Linked DNA regions of Homo sapiens: all the other regions are linked to region 3. The links are chromatin loops, found by intact Hi-C in ENCODE. Cell type or tissue: chondrocyte. All regions are shown on one strand.

Region 1 (5,000 bases), 260 kb before region 3:
CATAGTAAGCAATCAACACTTGGTAGCTGCTATTTACTATTATTGTTGTTGTGGTGGTTGTTGTTGATGATGATGAGGCTCAAGACATGCTACCGCAATACATAGCACCTCAGCATTTAAGAAAACAGAAGCAGGAAGGTCTCTTTGACCTTTTCCTGCCATTCTCCCCTGAAGCAGGCCATGAAAGAATTCTCTGACCTTCCTCTGAAGTAGGTCCGAAGGCCCTCATTCCATGAGTGAGGAAAAGATATTACCTTCCCTTCCTCACATTGTTGTTGTGGGATGCTATTTCTGCACATGCTTAACAACCAGTCAGCAGTATGCTAGGAACATTCTCAGGCATAATTGTATATAAAATATTTCTGAAAATCCAAAGTCTGAGTAAGTCCAGCGAGGTGGCCAAACAAACCAGCCAAAGCCGCATAACTTATTATGAAGGCACATTCACCCCATGGTGTTTTACATCACTTTTATTTAGGTATCAGGATGATGTTAACAGGTGGTCAGTCACTGCTTATCCCTACTTGTCCCTCCTTACTGAGTTCTGATAGTTTAAAAATTGTGTTTCTAGATGGAGGGAGCCTCCCTGCCGAAAGAGTCTCCGCCTGGAATTGAAAGACCCACTCTGCTCCTCACTGATGTGCTCTCAGTCTCCTCATCTGTAAAATGGAGACAATCAAATCACACCTGTGCTGCCCACCTCAGGATCATTGCTGCGAGGACCGAGCAAGATGACGCGTGTGAAAGAGGGGCAAAACTGCCAAGTCCTCCACACATAGAAGTCATGCGGACTCTGCAGACGTCTCGCCATTCTATTCTAATTTGGGAGCTAATTCTTTATTAAAATTTTATTTTTATACCCTCCGTGTTTCCTCTAAATGCCTCAGATCCTCTGAGGAACCAGCTGGCATTTACTTCCATGTGTACCTCCATGAAAGCTTACATGGAACTTAAATGAAAAATTACATGCATATATCATTCATATGTAGATATACGTATGTATACACACACATAATTTTTACATACACATAAAATTTCTTCTCTGTACTAAATTTAAAGGACTACTCGTTAAAGCGGGTGAGACATTTGTACAATCAGTTTAAAAGATTTTTATTTAAAAACGGAAATTGCCCAAAGCAGACAACAGGAAATCATTCCTCACTGCAACTCAGATGGAGGAAGCCATCTAATTCTTGGGAATTTAGACACTCCTGTAGTAACGTAGCACAAAAATGGGCCTGGCTCAATCTGCTCTTCACATTTTGGTAATTTAAAAGGACATAACGGCATTTTATTTCAATGGTAATTGCAAACTCATGCAGAAAATGTAAATGCACATTTCATGATTAGCTTGCAGCATAAACTATGGCTTCTATTAATGTATTCCAATTTGTAATTCTTTTCACAGTATGAGATTTGAAAGCTGTGATTAAAATTAATTAGGTTAAGTAAAGTTTATCCCCCCTGAGCACTGCTATTGGGAACAAGCAAGAGGAAAACGCGAGCTACATCTGGCTCTGCAGGAAGCTGTGTCTTCACAAGAAGTCGGCTGACTTCTTTTCTCCCCACAGAGGTTGCATGCTGCTTATTTGGCATATCTCAACCACCATGTATCTCCTCAAGGAGCTAATTGAACCATTAAACTATTCTTTGCTGGCTCACAAAACCACATAGGCTGTGACTACATCATCTTCAAATAAGGACAGTAGGTGGATCCATCAATTGTTTAAATACAGTAAATCTTGGAGGGAAAAACACATACACCTAGTAAACCTGAGGTAGTGGTGGTTACCCCAAATCCAGTACCATAATTGCTATAGAAGAGGTGCCAAATGAGGGAACAATCATAAAGACAGTAACTAACACCAGTACAGGCCTCTCTGCTTTACACATAACTGTCTCAAACATTACCTCACTGGATCGCCTTAGCAATCCTGACAAGTTCTTATTATATAGTCCCATTTTACAGATGAAGGTGCTGATGTTAAGTGAGGAGCCCAGAATCAAAGGGCACTGGAGAGTAGACCAAGGTCTTTGGAGTTCCTGTCCTATGCTCCTTTGCGCTCACACACCACACTGGAGAAGTTTAAAATTCCCTAACAGTAGGTTTACAGACTATTGACCCTTAGGATCTTGAACCTATCACTTCAACACAACACCCAAATTTTGTGTATCAAGACCTTGGCACATTTTGGGGTAGAGCTGGTGTAACTGTTGCTATGTCAAGGAGAAAAGCACCCACAGAGAACAGGCCCATGTAAGCGTTGTTTGATATTCTTGGGGCAGTTGATTCAAGGGAAAAACCCACATTCCGAAACCAAAGGGTCTCCATAGATAAAGACTACTTCCCTGAAATTCAGAAATTAAAAAGAAATGCAAAGAACGTGTGCTTAGAAGCCAGAGAACATGGGGCCAGGGAAGCAGCATGTTAGAAAGAGGAGAACAAGTGGCTCCACATTTCAACCTCCCAGCCATTTACTGAGAGGTACACTTGGGGAATTAACTTCCATTTTTTTTCCTAGAGAAAACAGAAGGTTTAAGCCACTTCCTCCAAGTTATATTGGGAGTTGTCACTCAAAGGAGCCTTCGAACTCCTAGGCTGGTGCTCTTCACTCTATTTTGACTCTCACAAACTTTTCAGTGCTTTGTGGGGGGAATGATGAAATTAAATTAGGAAATTAGCATGCCAAGTTTTCAATAAAATATTCATCTTACTAAATTTTCATGAGGAAGATGCTAGTGCTTAGTGATTGACTGCACAGCTCGGACTACGGGATCCAGGACCCTTCCCAAAGCGAGCCGTACTTTTTTAAACCACTAGATGGCAGTACAAGCACAGCCTTCCAAGGACCCCTTAACGTTGCCTGCTCACAGCAGTGACGGGAGAGTTTTCCTACCCAGGCAGGGTGAGTCACCGCACAGCTCCAGGGTGTGGTGTCACTGTCAGTGTGTTTGGTAATCTGGAGTTTTCTCTGTGCTCTCCAGCCTCACCAGAGGCTGTGTAGTTTTGCTGGGGAGATACCTACTATGGGATCTTGAATATAGTCAATGAGAGAAGAGCTTAACTGGACTCCCCACTGTTTAAATACCAAGTCATTTCCATCCTTATGAATAAGCAGGGCCACTCGGATCCAGAAGGCGACACTCCAGATCTCCTCAACTACAGAAGCAACTCCCCAGGCTGCAAACACTCCAATCCCTTCCGCGTTGTGACCACCTGTAGAGTACGAGCTGTTAAAACGAAACCAGAGACTCAGAGGTAGGGATTTACTGGCAGCAAATTTCTTCCAAAACATGATGTTTAGCACGCATCTCAAAGCATCTTTTAGGATCATCCAGCCTGCTTGCCTCTAGAAAGGAGCACCCTGCACCAATGTTATTAATATTAGTTAATGCACATTGAACACACAGTAAGTGCTACATTATATACTTTATGTAGATTACCTCATTTAATCTCACAATGGCTATGAGAGGTAGGTGTTACGAATGGCCCTATTTTCAAACAAGAAGGCTGAATATTAGAAAGGTGAAGTGACTTGCCCAAGCCCCAGAATTTGAAATCAGGGCTCTCTAATTGAAAGTTAGAATTTGACTCGTGATATTAGTGTTTAGCACATTGTTTAACAGGGCATAGCATCTCACTTCTCCCATCTCTGCCACAGAAGGTTGCACACCCATGTTCTGGTTCAGAATTCTTTGGTGAGGTCAAGCAAGATGGCAGGAGGGAGAGCCTGAGCTGACCCTCCCTACCAGCCTGGGACCTGAATGCAGTTCCTACAGGCCTGGTTCAGCGGAGGTTCAGCTCAACAGCCCCATCCCTAGGGCCAAGGAGGCTTAGCAATCATCAGTTTTGTTCCTGACAAACAGAAGGCTGAGATGGCCCAGATGAAGCGGGGGGAGGGGTGGCTCAGCAACACACCCAGTACATATGCAGCGATTCCTGTGTGCTTGCCTCATCTTAGTGAGTGTCCTAGTCCATTTCGGCTGCTATAACAAAATACCTGAGACTGGGTAATTTATAAAGAAAAGGAATTTATTTCTCCCAGTTCTGGAGGTTAGGAAGTCCAAGATCAAGGTGCTGGCAGGTTCAGTGTCTGATGAAGGCTCATTCCTTCCTCATAGATGAGGCCATCTAGGTGTTGTCACCTGGTGGAAGAGCAACAGAGGAGTCTAAGCTGGCTCCTTCCAACCCTCTTACAAGGCACTAAACCCTTCATGAGGGTGGAGCCCTCACTACTTAAACACTTCCCAAAGGCCCCACCTCTTAAGACAATGCAGTGCAGATTAAGTTTCAACACATGAATTTGGGGGACATTCAGACTATAGCATGAGTTTTATCAAATGTCAACCCCTGTTTCTTCTTTGTGTCTCTGGATTGAAACTTTACTTAGCTCTTAGATTCATTTTGAAGATAACATAGTGCAAGATCGATTATCTTAATTCCACTCATGGAAACACAACCTGGAATTATAAATCTTCCTCTAGGTTTATTTCCCAAATGCTTGTTCATGATGATTCTTTCACTGGTCTGCATCAAAATGAGCACAAAAGAACAATGTGGTAAGTTTTTCATAAAGCTACTTTGAGATTTACAAGATAATTTCTTGTTTTGAGATTCTGTCCTTCCTATTTCTTCATGACTAAAATGTTTCTCTTAGGGAGGAATGGAAGTTGATTTATATCTAATGATGTCCCCTGGCAAGATAAAAACTTGGCAAGCCAATGGCTCTCTCCTGTTTTCGTTTTCTTTTTCTTTTTTTAAGGCAGGGTGTCATTTCGTTGCCCAAGCTGGAATGCCCAGAGTCTTGTTTTGTTGCCCACGCAGTGTGATCACGGCTCACTGCAGCCACAACCTCCAGGCTCAATCAATCCTCCCACCTCAGCCTCCCAAGAAGCTGGGCCTACAGGTGTGTGCCACCACACCTGGCTAATTTTTTCTTTTTTGTAGAGATGGGGTCTCACTATGACTGGTCTCGAATTGTACTCAAGCAATTATTCCA
Region 2 (5,000 bases), 120 kb after region 3:
CATCATTGGTCATTAGGGAAATGCAAATCAAAATTATAGTGAGTTACCACTTTACCCCCACTAGGATGGTTAAAGTCTAAAAGACAGTAATAAGTGTTGGTGAGGATGTGGAGAAATTGGAACCCTTATACATTGCTGGTGGGATTGTCCTGCTACAGCCATTTTGGAAAACAGTTCCTCAAAATGTTAAATACAGAGTTACCATTTGTCCCAGTATATTAGTTAGGGTTCTGCAGAGAATAGAACCAATAGAGGGTGTGTGTGTGTGTGTGTGTGTCTGTGTGTGTGTGTGTGTGTGTGTGTCTGTGTGTGTGTGTGTAGAGAGAGAGAGGAAAGGGACAGATTTATTTTAAAGAATTGGCTTACATGATTGAGGAGACTAGCAAGTTCAAAATTTGCAGGGTAGGCCAGCAGGCTGTAGACCCAGAGAAGCATCGATGTTGCAGTTAGAGTCCAAAGGGAGTCTGCTGTCAGTATTCCTTCTTCCTGGGAGAGGTCAGCCTTTTTTCTTAAGGCCTTCAACTGATTGGATGAGGCCCACCTCATGAAGAGTAATCTGCTTTATTCAAAGACTACTGATGTAAATGTTAATCTCATCTAAAAAACACCTTTGTAACGACACCCAAACATGTTTGACCACAAGTCTTGGTATGGTGACTTAGCCAAATTAACACATAAAATTAACCATCCTACCTAGCGATTTCACTTCCAGGTATATATCCAAGTAAATTGAAAACATGTCCAAATATGTCTAACCATACAAAAATGTTCTTGGCAGCATTATTCATAATAGCTAAAATGTGGAAACAATCCAAATATCCATCAACTGATATAAATGGATAAACAGGATGTGGTAGATGAATATAATTGATTATTATGCAGCCATAAAAAGGGATGAAATATTGACATTTGCTACATCAAGTGTGAACCCTGAAAATATGGTAAAGTGAAAGAAGCTAGACACAAAAGGCCTCATAATAGATGATTCCATTTATACAAAATGTGTAGAATAGGAAAATCCACAGAGACAGAAAGTAGATTGGTGGTTGCCAAGGGTTGAAGGGGAAAGGAAATGAAGAGTAACTACTATGGGTGTAGGTTTTCTTTTTTGGATGATGGAAATGTTCTGATATTAGATAGTGGTGATGGTCGCACAACTCTGTGAATATACTAAAAAACATTGAATTGTATATTTTAAAGGTGTGAATTGTATGATATGCTGATTATATCTCAATAAACCTGTTAAAAAATGCCTAAGCCTCCAAACGTAAGTGGTCCTGGCCACCTAATAGAAAGCAGCAGGAGTTGCTTCTAAAATATAGAATGTATGCTGAATCCCATATGTGAAGAGTTAGAAGGGAATGAAATGATCATCACCATTTACTAGATACCTTCTGTGTTTCAGAAGCTGTGAACATATCAGCTCTCTTAGTCTTCCTTAAAAAACAAAAACAAAAAACATAGCCAGTTTTAAGGGCACACACCTGTAGTCCCAGCTACTCAGGAGGCTGAGGCCGGAGGATCGCTTGAGCCCAAGAGTTCGAGGATGCAGTGAGCTATGATCACGCCACTGTACTCCAGCCTGGGTGACAGAGCAAGACCCTGTCTAAAAAAAATAAAACAAAAGCATATGTTGGCTTTAATCTTCCTTGTTTGTTCACATCAGGAAACTGAGCCTTTGTTCAAATTGCTTGGCCAAAGTCAGCTATGTTGGGACTAGACCTGGGTCTCTCTGACTTTAGGCTTATTCCTAATTCACTGCCCCACACTTCTCCTGGAGGAGAAACCCTGTCCCGAACTGAACAGAGAGTGGCACGACCTGCCACTTAGAGAGGTGGGCAAAGTCTTCCCAAGAACAAAGGTATGAAGGCTGAAGTATGCTTTTGGAGAAAAAACAAAGGAATTAAGTGCAAACGGGAGGCCGTTGCTTTTATGATAAAGAAAAAAAAAACAGGTTTAATTTTTAAAACAAAAGTTCCACAAGGACCACAAGGAAAGTGACAGGAAGACAGAAGGGACCACAGGATCCAAGATTGCCAATTGAAAAGCAAAACCTAACACTGGGGTAGAGCCAGCATGTCATGGACCAGTAAGAGAAATGAACGTTCCCAGAGTAGCCAGCTGAATTGGGGAGAGGCCTAGCCGTGTTGACAGTCAGTTGGACCAGAAGCCACGTAGGGGTGTTCCGGAAGCTGAAACAAGTCGTTTCTCATCCAGAGACAAAAGTGGCCCCAGAAGAAGTTACCCTGGATGCTCCATGGATCAGGATCCAGTACAGGGGCTTGTAGACAAAGAGAAGTACTGGAGTTCTTTTACAAGAGATTTTAACCTGAGGTTTATGGATTCTTAGGGGGCCTACATCGTCTTCAAAGGGTCCTTGAGCTCTTGCTATCATGTGGAAATGTTTTGTGTCTATGCGTCTGGTTCTGGGGAGAGAGTCTTCAGGTTTTTAAAGAATCTATGTCAGGAAGAAGATATTTAAAAGTTATTTAAATGTTTCTCTTAAAGCGCTAGGCTAATTTTCTGGCTGTGTGATAGATTGTGTTAAATGGTCTGGCACTCCTAATTTTTGGAATAAAAATGAATTCTTAGTGAATGATCTCACAGCCTGCAGTGCTGTCTGATTCTGTCCTGGCATTTGATAGAACTTGTTAGGGGATTAGGTAAGACAGGATGTTGGTACATTTGAGGTCATTAAACCAAGAAGGGAAGGGTGGGGGTTGCGGGGGGGGCAAAGAAATCTTGCTAAATATATTGTGGAGCTGAACTAAATGCTGAATAGCTAAGGGACATTCTTTGTGTTCTGTGCCAAGACTTTAAAACCCTGTTTAGAAACAGACTAGAATGATGGAGACAGCTCCATCTAGATGCAGTGCATTGGTAAATGCCTGTCTTTCCAAGAAATACTATTTTACTTGTCCTTTTATGGAGGAGGCGTGGAAGGCTGTGATGTACTGGGTTGTATAACATTTTTGTAAGCGGATACAGCTAGTATAGAACCTAGAGAAACAATAAAAGCCGCCTTTTCACATGGTGTCTCACAGTTCCCGTTTCATTACTAGGAAAATAATGAATATGTCACAGAGAAGCTAATTCGTATGAAAGGTTTTTGTCAGCTGAAATGCATGCCCAAAAGTTTATTTTCTACCTGTCTTTTCTTTCTACTTCTTTTTTGTTTCCTTCACTCTTGTTTTGGATGTATAGTTTTAGAAAATACTCACTTTAAAAATGTATTGGATGGATAGTGGTGAAGGCTGTACAACGAAACAAATGTACTTGGTGCCACTGAACCGTATACTTAAAAATGATTAAAGTGGTAAATTGTACGTTTTGGATATTTTACCATAATTTTTAAAAAGTATATCGGCTAATACAGAAGGAAAACCCACTTACCCTTTGAGGCAAGAATTCCAAGTATCTTTATGTGGTAAATGCCACACCCTTTCCCACACGTGGTATGAATATGTAAGTCGTAGGGCAAAGTGTGTATGGGGTAGAAGTGCTCATTTAAGCATTGCATGGTCCCCACTCTGCCACTCACTGGCTATGGGACCTGGGACCCTATATCCCAAAGCAGATGTTAAGCCCTCCACAAATGCTGCCTTCTTCCTCCTCGGTCCATTACTCACATGTTGGTTTTTCAACAGTACAGTGAGACAGTGGGACTCAGTGATCTCCAAGGTCCCTTTCAGCTCTGCTGATCCATAGTTTAAACTCACTATTTTTAAAAAAAATCTATAGAACACTATGAAAATTCTCGTGGACAGATGTAGTCCACGGGCTTCCCATGTGGACACACAGCAGCTTTTGCTGCTTCTGACTTTCTCTCTCCTCTGTTCCACATTCTTTCTCTTCCCCAGCCTGCCAAGAGTCATCCATGAGCTTGGACCTGGGAAGAGAGGGCAGACAGGAGAAAGAAGTGAGGTGGCTCAGGACAGAAGGCTGGGAAAGAGCCTGGTGCTGGATGTCAGGCTGGACTAGGGATGCATGCAACAAGCCAGGAGTCAGCCCTGACAGTGCCACATGGTTATGGGTGTGATGGAACCCAAGGCCGTGGCCCCAGATTATCTGAAGGGTATGTGACCACAGGAGAAGTAAGCACGATTGATTTTTATACGAGGTGGATGGTGGTGGGAATGTAGAGATTAGATCCAGGGAGAGAAGCTGAGCTCATCGTGTGAGGAAGAGCCTCTGTTGGGGAAGAAGAGGCTATGTCAGGAGGTGCAGCAGGAGAAGAGGGCCAAGGGCCAAGTGCAGGTGTATGCTCAGTCTCCAGGCAGGGTTCAAGCTGAGAGCAGATGAACTCTGGCCTAGGACTCGAGGGCTGGCAAAGGCAGATCCCCAGGGCAATGTCTCTCCTCTGGTTCCTCTATGTGTACCTGTCACTGTACTCTGCAAACACTGATCTTCATTCATGTATTGGTGTAGCCATTCATTCAAGTTTGTGCCAGGCACTATTCCAAGTGTCAGGTATCAATGGTTAGCAAGAGAAGCTAGGTCCCTGCTGCTGTGGGTCTTACATGGACCAAGAGAGAAGATAGGTAATTATACAGTAAATAAACATGTGGATTTTGGTTATCCCTTGATGGAAACAAGCAGGGCAATGCCTAGCTGTTTGGGAGAGGACAGAGCACATTAAGGACAGTGTCTCTGCAAGTGACATATTTGAACTAGACCTAGTGAAGGAGAAGTAACCAGCATGGCTAAGGGTTGTGGGAGGGAATTCTAGGCAGAGAGAGAAGCAGGTGGCAAGGCCAGGCAAGGGCTTTGCATAGTCAAGGGACAGAAACGACACTGAAATATATAACAAGTAAGAAATTATGCTTCATGAACTATAACCATTTTAGCACTAAAACTCTTCATACAAATAGTTAAATTGCTGTGGGACCTGCAGCCTTGTCAGTTTACTTTCATGTTTTACTGGTGGCACATGGGAAAGTGGTCATGTTTCCTTCGCAGAAGAAGGATGTAGTCTCCCCACATTGTAGAGGAAGGCAGTG
Region 3 (5,000 bases):
ATTGCTAATTTTTCTTTCTTTTTATTAACTATGCTGTTATTGTTTTTCTTGGCAGTCAAGCTAATGCAATTTAAAGTTTGTATTATGGTTTTGAGACCTCAAACAGCATTTAATAGACGCCATCATCTGTGGACAATTTTCCTAAGGCTTCTGAAATTAAAAATTTCCTTTTCTGTCACTCTCTAAAAACCTACATGCAGCAGAATTTTAATGTCCCTTATTGATAGAAATAGCTAACACAACACCTATTTCAGATCATGGAAATGAGGACTGACAAGGGCTGTGGGTTTAAGAAGTTTACATAGGTAGTGGCCTTCCTGGCACCCTTGTTAGCCTGAATAAACAGTCCTCCCCTGACAAATCCTCTGTAGCTCTGCCACATTGATAAAATCTGACATTCTGGTTAGTCACTTTTTAATGATATTCTTTCTTTTGTTCTTGATATGTTAGAAACCAGCCCTTATTTTTTTCAGTGTGTGGGAAAGAATTAACTTTAATTTCCTAATTCGGTAAAATGGGCTGCTAATGCAGACCTTATTCTTAGGGGGACAGGAAGAAAAGTGACCTAATTTCTATATATCAAATACATCTTCCTTCATACATTTAAAAATGTATAGAGTTATAAAGGACCTTAAATCCTGTAGCGGAGAAACTCTGGGGTAAATACTTTGGAAACATTGTGAAAAAATTCTATAAATTCTGATAGTAGGTTCCATTTCATTGCTGTGTACTATTAAAAAGTGCAGATGTAAATAAGCATAAGTTTTGCAGGTTGTCAATTTGTTACAAGCGGCTGCATGTTCTTATTCTTCTGAAGTGTCATCTCTTTCAATGTGGGCTGTTTAGGCGGAAAAAAAAAAACTCAGAAAAATACACACTTGGGATCAAACCCTTAGTGCAGAAAAAAGAATCAAAACCTGTAGTTAAGTTGGTTATTTGCAGTGGTGGTATGTCATCCTGTGTGAGACTGACGTCAGGCAGATTGAATGCAGAGGCAAACTTCGGGAGCGTGTGTGTGTGTGTGTGTGTGTGTGTGTGTATGTGTTTTAAAGCCCCACTCCCAGAATATGAAGTGAGTATGAAGGGCACCACAGCAACCCCTGGATCTCTCAAGAATGTACCTGTTTTTAACATGCTGGATCAAGTGTCAGCACTCAGTAGATGAGGAAGGGGTAGAGCCCGACTTGTACAGATTCCGCGGATGGTAAATGGCCCTCTGGCGTGTTTACAATACAGCTGTGCATTCTTAATGGCTCTGCCGCTGCCATGTCAGGTAAAGTTTTCTTTGTACGTGATGAATGGCAGAGAATTCTTTAGCAGAAGGAACCAAAGGAGCTGGGAGGAGGAAAGGGGAAGAGAAGAGCGGAAAAGAGAGAGAAAAAGAAACACACAGCTCCAGAGGGACATAGCCTGTGCTTTGCAGTTGCTTGTGTGGATAGAAACCAGATGGTAAGCTGGAACACCCGCTTGGCTATCTGAGGAGCCAAACATATGGTTAATGGTCGGGAGAAATAGCTTTCAGAGCCAGGGCTTTGCTGACTGCCTCATATTACAGATTGTTACAGTGTGTCATTACATTGCCAACCTAAGTGCTTAATACCCACTGCAGGCGCTGGGCATACACTTACAAGAAAGACTTTTAGCTCTTTGCTGGCTCTAAACAGAGAAGTGACATCATAGGGAGGCTGAAAATGTCTGGTGTTGGAGGTGGGGAGAAGGATAATTTTGTAGTGGAAACAACAATTTTTTTTCTTTTTTTTACAAGCCTTCACTCCACTGAAGTCTACTGTTTTCTGAGAACCTTTTAATACTAGACTGGTTCTCTCACTCTCTCAATCTCTCTTGCGTGCACTCTCACTCTCTGTGTCACACACACACACACACACACACACACACACACACACGGAAAGGAAACCGAAATTCACAGCCCAGGCCATGTCCCCCAACTCCAGTGGATTTGACAGGCCTCGTTCACCTGGAAGCCACATCACTGACTCAGAGGCCCTGCATTTGAAGTTTCTGTTTGGGGAGCTTTGGGCAACAGCAGGCCTGTGTTATCTAAGGAACTGCTGAGCCCATTCATCTGCTTTTCACGGCCCGTTTCCTTTTATTTTTAGCCAAATCCGTCAGGCCTGACAGGCGGGTAATTCGAGCCAGAGAAAGGGCAGAGCTCCAGGTCCTTTCCACAAAGCAATTCTTCTCCTCCCTCCTGGGAGGGCTCCAGACTTGGCCTGCTTCAGGCAGATGGATTTGTTGAGTCATGTGAGATCATTTACACAAAAACACAGTGAGGCAGTGGAAATTAAAAAAAAAAAAAAGAAAGAAAAGAAAAAGAGGAGGGTGGGGGAAGAGGAAAGAGGGGAAGCCAGGGGAATGTGCGCTGCCCTGCTGCTGAGGAGCATAGGAATTTTGCAGTGAGGCAGCTAGACTGAGGAATGCCTAGAGTCATTTGTGTATAAGGTAATGTCTAGTTTACAGAGTGGGGCGGGCCAGGCGAGGACGGCGCCTCCAGCAGCTTGCCTCTGTTTAAAAGAAGAAGGTGTTGGGAAACTTTAAAAAAATTTTTAGAGCAACACCCACCAAACAAAGACCACACTGTTGACAGCGTTGGGTTCCAGTAGCGGTAAACTACCAAGGGGCTGGTTTACAGAAAATGAGTTTGCTCTGTGATGTCATACAAGTTTGCTTTGTCCTGACGCCAACATGACACTGAGGCAGCAGAGGAGGGAGAACAGGAAAATTGGAACCGTACTCTTAGTTAATGGTTTCCAGAGATTATTTAGCAGGACTTGAACAGAGGGAGGAAAATATTGTGAAGGATTGCTGCGAGGTGTACCATAATTGCGGTAGGTAAAACAAAGTCATTACTATGGTTTTCTTGCTCAAGAAGGATTGAGCAATGACTTCAAAATGCCAAGTAAGGTATTATTTTTCCCTACCACAGTATTTATTTTCCTTTAGCTTCTGGGGCATTAAAAAAAAAGACCAACTCTCACATCATGGCAAACAGTATTAATGTTAGTGAATCAATTTTGTTTACTGTTTATACCACAAGCCTTTAAAACATTCCATTAAAAAATTGTCTCCCGCTCATTCATGAAATTCTTTTTTTCCTTCAAATTTGCTTACATGCATTAGCTTTGTTTGGATAGGGACTTTTTCCCTTTTTGGCTGGAGTAAAAGAATGCATAAAAGAATAGTGAGTAGATTATCTAAATGTACATTCTTACAACAAATGTAATGAAAATATGCCGCGTGGATGAGAGGGAATATTTGAAAACAGAAAGAAAAACAGAAATGGGGAGCATTTCAAAATAGTCACCCTGATTATCTTTGTTATGATGCATTTCTTCAATTCTGCATTTATTTAGAACCCTATTGTGCAGCTATTTCTTTTAGCCACCCTAGATAGAATGTAGGTCAACATCAACATTGTTCCTCATATTTTGTTGGTATTTTAAAAGTTGAAACATTTTGCAGTTTTTTCCAGAGCTAGATATTCTTAGGTTATTTAGACGGTTTTAGTGACCATAGAACTTCACGTATAAACTCCTTCTGTTAATAGCTACCACTGAATTTTGATAGTAGACACTCAGATCACACCTTGACCTGGAGTAAACAAGGCACTGATGATATTGATGATAACATAGTCCAACACTGAAGCTGTTCCACTTCTTCCAGGCAACTCTGATGGTCTTACTCTGTGTAAGTTACAGCTTTTACTTCGCTCAAGGAGAGAACTGGTAAATTTTTATGGTTGTTAATTGTTTACATTTTGGGGACCCCAAGTTGCATGGTGCCACATTATTATAATGTGATTATGAGTTGGCATGATTTTAAGTCTACCCATATCCTTGAATGTTCCCTCCCCGTCAGGATTTCCCAATCTCAGCACTATTGACATTTTGGACCAGTAATACTTTATTATGGGGTGTGTCCTGTACGTGGTAGGATCTTCAGTAGCATCATTGGTCTCACCCACTAGATGCCAGTAGCACCCTCCCCCGGGTCATGACAACCAAAAATGTCTACAGCATTGCCAGATGTCCCCTGGGAGACAAAACCACTCTGGTTCAGAACTTCTGCTCCACATTTCTTACTCTGGTTTAGAAGCTCACGCTTTACGTCATGAGCTGGCTGCTCAGTTACTTCTAAGATTGAATTAAAGGATATGAAATAATGTTTTAAGTTGGAATTCCAAGTTAAGTAAAGTTTTTGAAGGTGCAGGCAAGAGTACTTTTGAGTATGGTTATGCAGAACAACCTCTCTCTTGGAATTGCGACCTTAGCAGGTGGATCCCCTCAGGACTCCCTTACAGTGAGTTTCCCAGTGCTGTTTAAGAGGAAATGACCCCACCGTCTGAGCCGAGGGAAGTCGACATTAGCAGAAAGGGAACTTCCCCTCAGTCACCTGAGCAGACAGCCTAGGCCCCAGGCTCGCTGCCTGTATATCCAGCCCCAGAAAGAGGGCAAGGCAGCAGCCACAGTTCTTTCTTGGGAGCACAGCTGACCTCCTCCCCATTCCAGCGGCTGTGGTCTCAGAAGCTGAAACTCTCGTTAATAAGGAATGTGGAGCTTTCCACAGCTAAGGCAAGCATAAATTTCCTCTGTTTGTTTTGTGAGGACTAGTGTCAACTGCTGTAATGAGATCAGAGAGGACCCCAGGGTCAGCTGCTGGAACTGCTTTCTGTGGCTGTTCTCTTGGCTGCTTGCTGTCGGAGAACGCAGTGACTCCCTGCAGACCTCCCTGATGTGTTAAGGTGGTTGTGCCCTTGTTGCATTTCTTGCTGTCTTTGCTTCTCTCATTCTACTAAAACATCAGTGTGCAGTCATCCAGTTCTAAATTATGGAAAAGTTAATGGAAGGCAGATTCCTTTCCACAGAACTGAGGGCAGACTTGGGTGTGGAAAATGCAGCCTTGGGAAGGAAGGTGACCTGTTTCCTTGGGGTAACTGCCTGGACCTGCTGCTTCTGGCTAAGGGTAGGTTTCTCAAGGCCTGG
Region 4 (5,000 bases), 81 kb after region 3:
GTCAGCTTGAGTGTCTTCAGGGAGCCAGTCACTGTGCATGCACACAGCCTGCAGGGGACCTTTCCCCACCTTCTCCCTCACTTTTCTTACTAAATTATGATCACGTGTTAGGTCTGTCTGGCTCTTCCAGCAAACAGCTCAAGGCACACCACTTTTTACATGGAACATTAAATATTATAAAACATAATCATGAGGAACATGGCAGAGGATGACTAGAAGACGTAGAGAAAGAAGAAAAGGGTGGAGAAAGGATAAAAAGAGAAAAATTCCAGATTTTAGCCATGGGCATATAGAATCACTGTAAACAGACTTTTTAAAAATCTGGTGATGGATTCATAAAGGCCTTTGATGCCTTTTTTTTTAGTGAAGTCACCCTGAGAGCAAACAAGGAAGTCAAGTAGGCATATCCTGTTTATTCTTCTTGCTAAAGTGCATGTGTACGGGAAGATGATGAGGCGGAAAGGACAATCCTTCAAAAAGATGAACCTGGCTCCCATTCTGATGTGTCCTACTTGAGGCCCGCAGGTTTAACTTCACCCCAGTCTCCTTCCCATTCCGCTTTCTTGTTACAAAACCATGTGGTACGTGAATTAATACATACATACAGACATTAAAGTGGGGTCTTGGTATTGAGTTTACTATGCCCCAGCTCATTGTGTTTGTTTCCATTCCTGATAGAGCTGTTGGGAGTTATTATTTAGTGGCAAGAAATCGGTAGAGCTGGAGAGGTGGGCCTGGAAGATGTCTTCTCAGTTTAATATGTTCTATCTCCTAGGATGTGTCCTTCGGTGGATTTAATGAATTCGCCTCAGTAATTCATATTGGCTTGTCATCTCCAAGCTATTATAGTGATTTTTTTCAATGATTTTTTTTTTAAGGAGAAGACTTACATGGATCCTTTTTCTACCCACTATTAGATTTGTCTGTATCCCCCTGCTGGTTTATTTTATTTTTTATTTATTTTTTTGAGATGGATCTCACTCTGTCACCCAGGCTGGAGTGCAATGGCACCATCTCAGCTGACTACAGCCTCTGCCTCCCACAGGCGATTCTTCTGCCTCAGCCTACCAAGTAGGTGAGACTACAGGCACACGCCACCACGCATGGCTAATTTTTGTATTTTTAGTAGAGACGGGGCTTCACCATGTTGGCCAGACTGGTCTCGAACTCCTGACCTTGGGTGATCCACCCGCCTCGACCTCCCAAAGTGCTGGGATTACAGGCGTGAGCCACCGTGCCCAGCCTCCCTGCTGGTTTAAATGGACTCTCACTGTCCAGTTCGTGTCCATGTTTCTCCCATTTGTATCTTTGATTAAATCTAGAATGAGCCTTTGGTTATGAGAAAACATATCAGAGAGGGAGAGAGAGAGAGACTGTGTGTGTGTGTGTGTGTGTGTGTGTGTGTGTGTGTTTTATGATTAGAATAGTCATGATCTCATAGAGTATTAGGGCTGGGAGAATCTGCGAAGTCATCGCTGTCACCACTTCTTATGTTTTATTGTTGCAAACCCAGAGTCCCAAAGAGGTGAAATCACTTGCTCTGATCACACAGAGTCAATCTAAGCCTAGTCCCACTCACTTCATCCAGCTGTCCCACACTGCCTGGCTTTGCAAGACAGCAGCCGAATCTTATTAGAAGTCTGGGCATCGAGTCCTCCTTCTTGGTTTAGAATTGTCTTGGAATAAATCATCCTGGTTGGGGAGAGCACCAGAGAATTATAGAATCCCACAGGCTTCTCAAAGATAATTCACTTTAAACTGTTCTCCGTAAAAGCCACATAAAAATGTCCAACAAATCATAGAAAAATGAGCTCATGGAGTTAACCACAAACTTGAATAAGAATGTGTTTGTCCAGAGCTAGAAGTATGTAGAAGATGTTTTCAAAAGTGTGGCAAGTAGTAAAAATTGGGAGAAGAAAGAGACTGGAGCCTGGTTTGGTTCTCATTGTTTTTCTGGGAAAGAACGGAGAAACTAGTTAGATCCAATTCTCCTTGCCCCACCCTAATTTTTGATGTTCTCAGAATTTGTTTCTTTGAAGTTCAAGCTAATAGATTTATGGCCTCTTTAAGCAGTTGAAAACCATCACATTACACTCAAATGCACATGTTTTTTCTCACTCCAGCAGAAACATCTGAAAGTTCTGTTTAGGTATTTGCAAAGAACTAGTATGCCTCTCAGATAGCATATACTTTAGGCAGAACTGCTCTTGTCTAACTTATTTCATGTGACATGCAGTGGAGGGATTGTTGAATGAAATGTTAGTGTGAGTATTCCTTAGGTGTTATTGTGTCTTGGGTTTAAAAATGGCAGATGGAGTCAAGACAAGCCTGTCCCTCTTTCTGTCTGTGTCAGGCTTTGCCGTCTGTTCTCTTCCTGGCTTCACTGGAACAGACATTTTTTTTTATGTATGTGCACAGTGCTAGTGTCACAGGATGACATGACATGCTACCAGGACTGCCTCACTGTCAGGATGGGTCCAGTGACTCTACAAGTTCCTTTTTGAAATGGGAATCTGGTCTAGATTTTTGCACATCTGTTAGCTTCTTCACATAAGTCCAAGTCTTTCTCACATGCTAATTTCCTTGTATCCTATTTCTTTGTAGGATTTAAAAAAAAAAAAAGAAAGAAAAGAAAAATAGCATGGTTTAGTGCTCATTATTGTAGGGCCTGGCTGTTATGTTCACATTTGGTGACCACTGCTTTTTGCTGCTCCTGTGGAATTAATTTTTGCCTTTTTTTCATCTTAATCTGTGCAATTTTATGATACACCAGCCCTGGTAATATTAAGTAGCATTTGTAGTTAATCTGTTCATTATTATTAGCTTTGCTTAATTTTGCCGGTGATATCCCCTCTCCTTCCTAACAGTTCACTATAGCCATTTTCTGCATCACATTTATAAGGAGAAGGTAAATAGTGGGCCAGGGGAGGGGTGTTTCTAGGGTGCCTTCTATGTGTAAGGCATTTTATATATTGAATCCTTATCAAAATAAACATATGAGGTAATAATTATCAGTCCCATTTTGCCAGTGTGGCAGCTGAGGCTGAGAAGAACTTAAATGATTTGTCAGAGATTCCGCAGCTACTGCTGCAGTTGGCAAGGATTTGAAATCAGATCTCTCTGACTCCAAAACCAGGCTCTTTCCATAATGTTACATTCACAAAGCAGCCACCAGTGTTAATAGTCCTATTTATCCATAATAGAACTGACCCTGAAGTTTATAAAAAGAAGAAGAAAGTCAATTATGTAGGTATCTCTGGAGATAAAGAAACTCAGCCGTAGCAGTGAGCAACAACAAAACAGCGCAGAGTCACAGCACAGGATTGTGCTCGTGGGACTGACTGATCACAGGAAGGAGAACCCTGGTGGCTAGGTGATGTCTGAGGAAGGGTAACTGGCCTTGGAGAAATTCAGGAAGCTTGGGTGAAGTGACAAAAGAGAAAGAAGGAAAGAGGCAGAGCAGTAGAAAACAAGAAGCAGCCAAGATAAGAAGTAGGGATGATGAGCTGGCCGTGGCAGAGTTGAGAAACAGCAGTGGAGGTGGCCACAGACCTGGCGGCAGTGGAAAGGGTCAGAGACGATGATAGAGGCTCAGTGTATCATCCACATTCCGCCAGCCATGAGACCTGAGTCAGCATATGATGTGTGCCCAGTGAATGTCTGGTGAGTGAGGAAATAAGTGGGAGGAGGGCTAATGCAAAGAGAATACAAGGCTCCTAGTAATCTTGATCATAGTAGGGTCTGCTCTTATTAGACGGAGTCTTGCTCTGTTGCCCAGGCTGGAGTGCAGTGGCATGATCACAGCTCACTGTAGCCTCAACCTCCTGGGCTCCAGCAGTCCTCCTACTCAGCTCTCGAGTATCTGAGACCACAGGCGTGTACCACCATGCCTGGCTAATTTTTTGTGTTTTGGGGTAGAGACAGGGTTTTGCCCTGTTGCCTAGGCTGGTCTCAAGCGATCCATCCACCTCAGCTTCCCAAAGTGCCGGGATTACAGGTGCGAGCTACTGTGCCCAGCCTAATGCTTTACTTTAAAGGTTGTTTGTGAACAGAATTCTGATCAATGTCAAGCATTCAGTAAAACTTAGGCGAGAAGTGTAGCCGAGGGTTACTGGTGCAGAAGCATCATAATCTAAAGTCTTGGTGCAGATTCTCAAAATGTGAGCGATAGATGGCAAGGTGTAGGTAACAAGGAGGGAACATGTTATGATGAAGCTAGAGATAAGGTTTTAGTTGGCTGTGTCAGGAGGGAGGACAATGGTAGCAACAAGTACAGAAAATGTTTGTAGGATGTGAAAACTACTTTGAAGAAGGAGGACAAGGCTGCCTCAGTTTCATTCTCCATTCGGAAGAAAATGGCTTTAGCATGCTGCCAGGGAGGTGATACTGTTGCACGGTCATCACTCCATTGGGGCAGGAGAAAAATTACTCAAGGAGGCAACTGAAAATTATTCCAGGAGTATAAATCTCAGGGCCACTGCTAAGGCTGGATCTGTTCATCCCATGTTTCCTGCCATCTGCTCTGCCTGTATCTGCCATGTAGATCTCAATAACTGTTAAAGACTCAAGGCCCCAGAGACAGGGAGGCATGACCCTCCTAAGTTGATGGGAAGGAATTGCCCCAGCCCTGTCAGACCCTCTCCCACAGAGGCTACCTGCCCTGACCAAAGCACATGCCAGTTATTTGCACAAGGCTTCAATTCAACCAGACCATACAGCTCTCCATTTAGACATAAATACCAGCTCCTCTAGCAAATACCCTGACTTTTGGTCAAGAAGACTGGGCACTGTGAAAAGCCTCACTCTGGAGGCTGCCATTCTGGAGATGGTCACCATTCAGATTATTCTATGCACTGCCTGTTTCTGCTGCATAATTATTACCATCCCAGTGAAACTTGCCCATAGGCCCCTGACCACCTGAACTATACATCCCATGATTCCAGCTCTACCAGGTGCTCCAGGCTACTCCTGCCTCACTAACCCCATCCGACCAGGAAGGA
Region 5 (5,000 bases), 230 kb after region 3:
GTTGTTTAATGGGTATAGATTTTCAGATTTCCAAGATGAAAAGGTTCTGGAGATTTGTTTTACAATAGTGTGAATATATTTAACACTACCAAACTGTGTACATTTCTAGGTCACATGAAATATTTGTGAAAAGAGTATGATTGTCTTAGCATACAGGGCCTTCTTTCTTGCTCCATCTTGGAGAACTGGAGGGACATGCTCTGTGCCAGCACAGCCATCTGTGATCAGGGGCCATGAGAGGTCAAGAGAAGGTCCTTCCACTGCTCAATGCACAGCATGACACCTTGGTTCGATTGTTCACCTCAAATTTGTGTCTAGAGTTCGACCTAGATTTGGTAATTAAATCAAGGTTGCAGACCTGAGGGAACTACCCAAAAAATTTTAACCCAGAGTCAGGTGCTAACCATTGTCACAGAAAACAGATGGCTAAACAGGAGCTCTAGACAGGGGACCTCCAGGAGTTAGGCAGTCCCATCATTGCATGAACTTCTTTTTTGCCTTTGCCTCCAGTTGCTCATAAGAAACGATTTTCTTTCCTAATTTTTGCCCAGTCTTGATAAATAATAGATATGTATTGGATATCGACCATGAGTAAATGCCAGTACTTGCAGCCATCTTTTAGAGTATGTTCTTCACCCTCCTCTCCTTATTTCATTGTCTTGCGTCCTCCAACTCTTCTACTTGTAGTCAGATCTTCTGCTTTCTTTTCCATTTGTTAGCAAAGATTCTGAGATTACCCGGTTCTGTCCTAAAACCTGTCTAAGGAGCTATTAAGGAGGAAAGGCTTTGAGCTATTTTCTCCTGCCATTTTAGGGTGTATAGAATGGCAGGGTGTGTACAATATTTATAACTTTTTTGATGGCTCAGTTATTATGTCAAGCCCAAGAAAATACAAGATGGGGCAGGCTGCTGTCCATTCAAACAAAACTGTGGGTCTGTGTGACTGACTACCCTTGCTCACCTGATAGGCCTAAGTAGAAAAAGCTTATTTTTCAGTGAGGGAAACTCATGCCTGGAAAAATGCTGTATAAATGTGATGAAATTCAGACTGCTGTGGTCAACATTTATTTAATTTCAAGCTTCTGCAACAGTACAGATGGATTTGTGTTGAATAGGAATGATGGTCTTTGAAAACTTACATAAGAAATTATTGACTTGATTTTTTTAAAATACTGCCTTCTATTTCATCCTATCAATGCTCCCTGTGTTTCCTGCAAATTGTTCATGATCTCAGCAAACTGGTTGGACTAGGCCAGCATTCCAAACTGAAGTAGATCGAAGTAGGTGTCATTCATAGACTTATAGGAGACTTGGAGAAGTTCAAGAGAGCTCTCTTTGTTTTGCTAGTGGTATCCAGAGTAAATGAAAATACTATCAACCTTGTCTTTCTTCCTGGTCAACTTTATGCTGAGGGAATACTAAGAACCATAACACGTGTTGGGCTGTTGTGCTATAAGGGGAGAAGCATCAAGGATTGGAGGTTAAAAAATAAGGCATGTTAGAGTCCAGGCCCCATCCAATTTGGAATTTTTTTTTTATAATAATGGCATAGGTACCTCTTCAGCCTCTGCTTGAACACATGCAACAATGGGGAGCTCACCACCACTGAAGAGAGCTCCTTCCTCCATTTTATACAACCGTGACTACTAGCAAGTTCTTCCTTATTTGTGGCAGAAATCTATCTTCCTTAAAATTTCACTCATGATCCCGTTTACACCCTCTGGCATGAAAGAGAACAAATCTAATCTCATCTTTACATGGTAGCCTGTTAGCTCTCTGAAGGCAACTCTTATAGGGTGCCCATGAGTCTGCCTTTCTCAGTGTTTAATGTACTTCTGCCATTCCACATGCCACCTGGGGCATGGACTCAGTGATCAGTGTGATCCCTCACACACAGCCAGGACTAAGTTCGACAGCCTCCATCTGATTTGAGTGGTAAAGAGCAGAGCAGAGGCGTGACTCGCTTTCTGCATCACACATCTTTCAGTGTAGTTCAGGATCATCAGGGTAAGTTTCCTGTCACCTGTGTCACCATACTGACCCAACTCCTTAAGCCAGGACTCTCCCATCCTCTTCTTACAAAGTTGATTTTTTTAATCCTGATACAGGATTTGACATCTATTTTTGTTAAATCTTTCTGCATTTAACACATAATATCAGCCTGGGTCATCATTTGGGATCCTGATTCTATCTCCTGGAGTAGCTCACCAGTTGCCACTCACATCTTTTCTAAGACAGAGAGACAAGTTAAGTGTGACAGAGTAGGCGACGGAAGGCTGGGTCACATCACCAGACACTTCTCTTTGAGCTGCAGTTAACATTGATCCATCAAGCAGCTACTCATTGCTCAATTTTACTGTCTCCAGACCTCATTTTTTCGTATCATTCAAAGAGTGACCTAAAGATGTCAGCTGACATACTGAAATCCTGGGATGCTATTTCTGCTGCATTCTCTGAGCTGTAATCCCATCAAAACCAGAAATGAAGTTATTTTGGCATGACTTGTTCCTAATGAAGCTTGAATCATCTGCCACTTTCCTGTCTAGGTTCTGAGTGGGTGATGGTTTGTTTGCCAAGCTCAGAAAGATCAAGTATACAATTCAGATGGAGGTGGTGTTGAAAGACTTTGTTTTACTCACCAAGAGCATCAGAACATTCAGAGAGCGGGTGGAAAGGTTTTTTAAGTGCCACCTAAACATTCAAATTTAGTGACAGGGAAAATGTCAGAGAAAAGAATGCTCCATTATGTGTATTCATTATAAAAATTAAAAGAAAACTTTAAAAAAATCATTCACTACAATTCTTGGGAGAATGGCTGAAAAGATTGGGATATTATTAAAAACCAGAAATGGAAGCTGGATATTAGGGAAAAAACAAAAACTTTGAATCCCTGAAGCCCACAGTGCTGCAAATCTCTATTACAGAGAAAGCAAGTTGAACAAAAACGCAGTAGGAGGCAGCCTCTTTCAGGCAAGGCCAGCGATCCAGGGCCAGCGTCCCTAGGAGAAATATGCCCACAAGGATTCTGGACAATGGAATGAGCTTGTAAACCCCACAGGAAAAAAAAAAAAAAAACTCAGACTTTAACACACATACCGAAAAAAGCCATCCTTACAGAGCTCCCCCATCCATGGCCCAGGCACTAACAGCCCATCCCCTCCACAGGCAGGGGGCTGAGTTCAGTTCGCCGCCGCCACTATCAGTCTCCCCAGCTTTGTCTTTCCATTCTCTGGTCTCTGCCTTTCTCAGATGCAAGGCTTAAGAAAGCCTTACAAGTCCGGCTATAACAGGGCCAGGGAGCACGTGGGCAGCAGCCCACACCCGCATCCCTCCAGCCCCACACTGTCTTCCCACAGCTGTACTTTGGTTTCTCAAGCTTCTTTCCAGCATCAGAAATGACTGAGTCCTGAAAAATGCCACTGTGGAGTGATTGTTGGCTCCCTTCCTCCTAGCCCTGGTGTCTGCCTGCTCGTCCACAACCATTGGCAGCTGTTGGAAGGGGCTTTCAGTTGCCTTGCTTCTCACTGAACTGCTTTAACACCAGTTTCCTAAGAGCTCAGCTACACAGAAAAGGTGAGAGAAAAATGGCAGAAGAGTTACAGAAATCCCCTTTGTTTGAGTATTCCGATTTTCCCCCCATTTTGCAGGGAAACAGCCTCTGACAAAAGCTGCAGAGCCCCTGCCCAGCTGAGGCCCTCTGGAGCTAACCAGTTCAGATGATCTCATGTGTCTGCCCCAGGGGCAGCCCTGTGTCACTCTCAGGGACATGACCCAGGAGTGCCGGATGGACGGATGTCTGTGCATTGTTAATGTGAGAATCTTAGTGTCCCGCCCCCACTGGACTGCTGCCACCTCCCCACAGCATCTGGAGTTGTGAACTAGACAGAGAGGAGATGGCCTGTCACCACAGAGGCTGGAAGCTGCCGCCAGGGCCCCCTGAGGCCACCCACAAAACCCAGACTCCCACCAGCCCCGCCAGCAGATGAGAATCCCAGGTGGCCACCTCAGTTGTTTACTTCCCTGCAAAGGATTGAGAACCACAGTAGATGCTTGGAAACTTCTGTGCTCTCCTAAACATTAATCCGTTAATTCTCACTAGCCCCAGGAAAGATAGCAGTGCTGCCACTGCTGTTGTTGACTGATGATTAATGCTTCGTGTCTCCAACACTTTGCTACCTGTTAGTACTTCACCCCTGCAAGCACCCACCGCCCACCACACGGAAGTAACTCACAGTCCTATCCCTGGAAAATAGGAAAGGCACGGCCAAATGTCTCCTGCCCGAGGACTCAGCCAGGATAATTGTTTGGGTTCCCAGTGTTTCCCAGAATAGGAATATGTACAGCATAACCTAAAAGTGAAATGACTTCAGGTGGTATATGGAGAATTTTTTTCAAAATAATTGTGTTTATCTTAATATGTATTGCAGAAAGTATGATTCGTGTGTTAAACTTGAGATTTTGCAGATATTGCTTAGGACAAGTTTCTTTTTAAACTATATTTAAAGAAGAAAATGAGTTGCAATTAGAGAAAATATTACAATTCTAACAGTGGGTCCTAAGTACCTGTAGTTTGGGAAACAAACCATAATTCAGTACTTTTTCAGTCCACCAGCCCTGTCTGTTTTGTATAATCTCTACTCAAAGAAAACCACAGTGGCATCTTGTCAGGAGCACCTATTATCCTAAATTGTGTATAGAATATAGGAATAGGCTTTTAGGGTTCAGTACCTGTAGATGAACACACTTGTGTCTGCTTCTTTCACTCACCTATTCTTGGTTATCTGATATATTTTTTCCAAAATATCCTAGCTCTTCTGCTTGGATTCCCTAAGCATCTGTCCAGCCTCCTCACCTATTTCTGTAGCCCTCTTTATGGTGAGGGTAGAGAATGACATTCTAGCTTACTAGTGCTTTGTGTGGCATTACTTGTTTAGGACTAATTTAGATAATTTACAATAATCCTCTCGTTTCTCTGTGACCATATCTTCCCTCCTTTTCTC
Region 6 (5,000 bases), 150 kb before region 3:
TAAAAAGACCTTAAAGTGACAAATGATTATAACTAACAATAAAAGGATAAACATGATGTTAATGAATGAGTTTGCTCAAAATTCATCTTCTTGTAAGAAACATTAGCACAATATTGGTTTATAGCTATAGTAAACTTTAGAACCCAGGCCCTAGCAAAAGAAGTCCCCAAAAAGAGAGATCAGAATCTTACCTTTAGTGCTTAAACTCACTTGCTCCAGTGATCTCACACAGTGAATGTCCCAAGAATGCTGACTCTCCCTTACTAAGCCTCTAATCCAACCAGGAGAAAGGCAATAACTTCATACATGGATGTGCAAAGCTCATGGATGGATAGAAATGAGTCCCTATTAAAGGAATGAGTTCTTACATCAGCTGATCAATTATACCTTCAAGGCCAATATGCTCTTCTTTTGTAGCTGGAGTCAGAGATAAAGAGCTTCAGTCCACAAGGCTGACACCTCCCTAGTACCCAGAACTAACCCAGAACTCCATTTCCTGTGGAGCCATCCTTTCTGCTCATCTTATTCTTTGACTTCAGTGACTCAAGTGAACCTTTATTGCCTAGGTTCATTCTGATTCACACGAGGAACTTTTAAATGTTGTAAACAGCACAGATAGAGATATGTACACTGCACTCACAGGGGTGTGGGTATACATAGCTGTGCTCAACCACGTGCATGCTCCCTTTACAAGGATTGATGTCAAAAAGAAAAACAAGCTCTTTGAGCAACCTCAAAAGCTAAACTGAGTCTTAAAATTTTAGATACCAAATTTACCTTCTAGTCCAACAATTTTGTTAAAATTTCATGTTTTGCACTGTTAATGATGGCATGCTTGTGTGGCATTTGCATTCATAAATGCAAATGTATTTACATGGCATTATACCCAGATGATTAATAAATTGTTTGGTTAACTACTTTGTTTTAGGCTAGTGAGTCTCTATTATTTTTAAATAGTTACTCCTTCTAATATGAAATATATTCAAACTTTTTTAAAACTGAAATTTTCTTCTGGACTTAAAAAAGAGACTAACATTGATTAGCACAAAATTTCAAATGGATCCACTAGTTTTGTAATAAATTAGCTCTGGCTGATATGGAGAAGGCGATGGGTTGAATTCTGTCCCCCTCCTGTCCATTCTTATGTTGGAGTCCTAACTGCCAGGACCTCAGAAATGTGACCTTATTTGGAAATAGGAGCATTGCAGGTACAATTAGTTAACATGAGGCCATACTGGAGCAGAGTGGGCCCCTCATCCAATGTGACTGGTTTCTTCTAAAAGGAGGAAATTTGGAGACAGAGACACACAGGGAGAACGCCATGTGGAGGTGAAGATAAAGAACACAACGGTGCTTCTACAAGCCAAGGAATGCCAAGGACCTCCAGCAAACCACCAAGAAGCTCAGGGGGAGGCACAGAACGAATTCTTTCTCACAGACCTCAGAAGGAACCAACGCTGCTGACGCCTGGATCTCAGACTTCCAGCCTCCAGAACTGCCAGGGAATACATTTCTGTTGTTTAAGCCATTCAGTTTGTAGTATTTTGTTATGGCAGCCCCCAGGAAACTAATACAATAACTAAATTTGGAAACTTTCTCTTGGCTTTTTTTTTTTAATTATCAAGAACAAGTGCCTCTAACAATTTGTATAAGTCTGACTTGTTCATCCTACTAACTACAAACATGCACACATATGACCACGTCCAAACACAGAGATAAGTATCTGGACTCAGTCTCACTGAGCGTAGTTGCTGGGAATGCCCTGGAGAGCATGCTGTAATAGTGGGCGTCAACAAGGATGGTGTTTTCTTACTCTCAGTCTTGAATTAGTAAAAGACGAAGAAAAAAAGCACACTTGCGTATTCGCTGGTGTAGGCCCAGTCATGATTCTTTTAAAGACGCTGCCAATAGATTTTAGTCATTCTCTGGCCAAGGTTTCTCTTCAACCGCAAACACTACATAGTTGCTGAATGAGTCACCACCTTGAGTCATCTAATTCCTTGACCAGTACATGCCTGCTGCTGACAGCACACAGTGTCTCTGGTTGTGTATTTTGTTTTGCTCCCGTCTCTGGATCTTCTTTAATACTTTCTCAAGGGCAGGGTTAAAGATTCACTGTGAATCCTTAGAGGATGAATCTCACTTACTTAGTGGCATGTGCACTGGCTGGTCATCAAGAACCAAGACATTAAGTTTTATTAAGCTTTCTCATACCTGGATCTCAACCTTATGTGGTCTTATTACTGAAAAAAAAAAAACAGTAAATGTAAGCTGAAAATATTTTTCCCCCTTCAAACTGTAAACCTATGCTCAAAAATTCAGGGGAAAACAAAAGGAAAGAAGAATGATGTTCCCAGGAAGGATGCCAGTGGAGCACAGCCCACTAAAACAAATAAACCTCAGAGCTTATTTTTGCATGACTTTTAAAAAGTGTGGCTTAAAGATATTTTCTCTATCAACATAACCACAAGATTCTTTGTTCTTGAATAGGAAAATATTTTATTCTTCAAGGTTGGTAGACTGAAGCATTTTGAATATTTGTAACTTTCTTTGTAATTTCTATCACTTACCTAATTTTTATTTTTCCATGAATGGGTACTTATATTATGGAAATAGAAATTAGAAAAATGGAAAAAAAAGTTCTTTTAATTCATTTCAACTATGCTGCCCTAGCTCCTAACTTTACCAAATACAGGGAGGAGAAAGATACATCTTAAGTTTCTACCTTAAATGGATAGGCTTCCATAAGCTGAAGAATGACTGTTCAAAGGTATTATTCATAACATATATTTGCATGGCAATACACAATTCTCACAAAACCCAATTCATCCTAAAAACGACCCCAAGAACCATATTGAGGAAACAGAAGTCCTCAGGTTATATGGAAGGTGGTGGGGCCAAGGACTCTTGGCTCAGTGCTCTTTGTTCTCCAGCCTGCTAAGGCAAATTGCCCTGGACAGGAGGCACAGCCATCTGCCACGGAGAATACTATAGTTAACTCTCCATCAGACTCCTCTCTGCCTAAGGACAGCAAAGCAAGCCACAAAACGTCTCTGTGCTTCTGTTTCCTCATCTGCAAAATCAGAATAATGTCACCAACCCTAAAAAGATAAGGTGAGAGTAAAATTAAACAAGGCCAGTGAAAGAAAGTTAATAAACCATAACGTGTTGTACACATTTTATACAAATCCCTTCTTAGAAGTTATGTCACAACAGAACACAAATAGCCAAAGCAATCTGAAGAAAAAAAAAAAAGTGAGAGGCATCACACTTCCTGATTTCAAATTATGTTAAAAAGCTATAGTAATCAAAACATGTGGACACATAAACCAATGGAACGGAAGCCTAACCATATATAGTGAGAACAATTTTCAACAAGGCCACCAAAAGGTTGCAATGGGGAAATGTTGGTCTTTTCCATAAATGGTGCTGGGAAAACTGGATCTTCACATGCCAAAGAATGCAACTGGATCCTTATCTTACACCATATGCAAAAAAATCAATTCAAAATTAAAGACCTAAACATAAGCCCTGATACCATAAAACTCCTAGAAGAAAGTGTAGGAGGAAAGCTCCTTGAGATTGGCCTTGGCAATGAGTTTTGGATATCATAACAAAAGCTCAGGCAACAAAAGCAACAATGAACAACTGAGACTACATCAGACTAAAAAGCTTCTGCACAGTGAACAATTGGCAAAATGAAAAGACAGCCTACAGATTTAGGAGAAAATATTTGCCAACCATACATCTGATAAGGCATTGATAATTAAAATATAGAGGGAACTCACATGACTCAATAGCAAAAAAAAAAAAAAAACCAAATTTAAAAATGGGCAAAGGAGCTGAATATATATGAATATATATGCATATATGTATGCATACATATATACGTATATATGAATATATACGTATATATGTATGCATACATATATGTATATATAGAGAGGTATAGATATATATATAGAGGTGTATATATATATATATACTTTATACATATACGATATATATATTATATATCTCTCTCACAATTTCTTCTTTAAGAAGAAGGTATATATATATACACCTCTCTCTATATATATGTACATATAGAGAACATATATGAATATATATAGAGAGAGAGGTATAGATACACATATATATAGAGAGAGGTGTATATATAGAGAGAGGTATGTATAGGTATAAGTGGAACTTATACATATATAAAAACACAATTTCTTCTTTATCCATTCATATATATATATGAGAGAGGGAGAGAGAGAGAGTGCCTATTGAAGGAATGAGTTCTTATATCGGCTGGTTGTGTGTGTGTATATATATATATGTTGTATATATATATGTGTATATATATGTGTGTGTATATATATAGTGTGTGTGTGTATATATCTATATCTATATATATATATATATATATATAGAGAGAGAGAGAGAGAGAGAGAGAGAGAGGGAGAGAGAATGGAATATTATTCAGCCCTGAAATGTAGGATATTCTACCATTTGTGACAACATGGATGAACCTGGAGGACATTATGCTAAGTGAAGTAAGCCAAACACAAAGAGAAAAATACTACATGATCTCACTTACATGTGGAATCTAAAAAAAAGTGAAATACGTATAAACAGAGTGAATAGGGGTCACTGGGTGCATAGAGGGGCGAAGGAGGAATTGGGGAAATGTGGACCAAAATGTAGGCCAAAGGGTGCAAAGTTGTTGTTACATAGGATGAATAAGTCTAGAGATCTAATATGCGGCATGAGAACTATAATTAGTAATATTGCATTGAATATGAAAAATGTGCTAAAAGTTTAGATTTTAGATGCTCTTACCATTAAAAAGGTAACAATGTCAGGTGAAAGATATGTAAATTAGCTTGACTGTAGATATGATTTTACTATGTATATGTATTTCAAAATATCATGTTATATTCCTTAAATGTATACAATGTAAAAGAAGCTCTATTACAGAATGAAGAACGGCACTCATTTGGTGTTTGACCTTAGGC

What was found. Hi-C counts contacts between places; a loop is a spot of excess contacts. Peaks named below come from ENCODE experiments on the same cell type or tissue, not always from the same donor. Only the 100,000 strongest peaks of a DNase experiment are listed, where the experiment ranks them.
Region 1: a loop joins it to region 3, with 6 times the contacts of the local background. A loop is called at or near these places in 21 of 110 quality-filtered maps.
Region 2: a loop joins it to region 3, with 6 times the contacts of the local background. A loop is called at or near these places in 28 of 110 quality-filtered maps.
Region 4: it touches region 3 in a loop (3-fold over the local background); 3 of 110 quality-filtered maps call a loop at or near these places.
Region 5: a loop joins it to region 3, with 3.0 times the contacts of the local background. A loop is called at or near these places in 25 of 110 quality-filtered maps.
Region 6: it touches region 3 in a loop (4-fold over the local background); 16 of 110 quality-filtered maps call a loop at or near these places.

Annotation. Positions count from the first base shown.
Region 1 is chr6:90,477,333-90,482,332 of GRCh38, reverse strand. No RefSeq gene overlaps it. Among named protein-coding and RNA genes, the nearest start is that of MAP3K7, 110 kb to the left of the region's middle. RefSeq lists a silencer at 2,736-2,845. In chondrocyte, CTCF peaks have their summits at 2,617 and 2,818 (motif pointing right); a DNase peak (open chromatin) is centred at 2,892.
Region 2 is chr6:90,096,006-90,101,005 of GRCh38, reverse strand. The region is part of intron 4 of BACH2 (BACH transcriptional regulator 2); the gene reads left to right. Among named protein-coding and RNA genes, the nearest start is that of BACH2, 200 kb to the left of the region's middle. In chondrocyte, a CTCF peak has its summit at 2,853; no DNase peak of the experiment used is centred here.
Region 3 is chr6:90,215,825-90,220,824 of GRCh38, reverse strand. The region is part of intron 3 of BACH2 (BACH transcriptional regulator 2); the gene reads left to right. Among named protein-coding and RNA genes, the nearest start is that of BACH2, 79 kb to the left of the region's middle. RefSeq lists an enhancer at 2,458-3,116. In chondrocyte, no CTCF peak of the experiment used is centred here; DNase peaks (open chromatin) are centred at 2,194 and 2,314.
Region 4 is chr6:90,134,465-90,139,464 of GRCh38, reverse strand. All of the region lies in intron 4 of BACH2 (BACH transcriptional regulator 2), which reads left to right. Among named protein-coding and RNA genes, the nearest start is that of BACH2, 160 kb to the left of the region's middle. In chondrocyte, no CTCF peak of the experiment used is centred here; no DNase peak of the experiment used is centred here.
Region 5 is chr6:89,984,295-89,989,294 of GRCh38, reverse strand. The region is part of intron 6 of BACH2 (BACH transcriptional regulator 2); the gene reads left to right. Among named protein-coding and RNA genes, the nearest start is that of GJA10, 92 kb to the right of the region's middle. In chondrocyte, a CTCF peak has its summit at 3,069; no DNase peak of the experiment used is centred here.
Region 6 is chr6:90,366,156-90,371,155 of GRCh38, reverse strand. No RefSeq gene overlaps it. Among named protein-coding and RNA genes, the nearest start is that of MIR4464, 56 kb to the right of the region's middle. RefSeq lists an enhancer at 1,090-2,289. In chondrocyte, no CTCF peak of the experiment used is centred here; no DNase peak of the experiment used is centred here.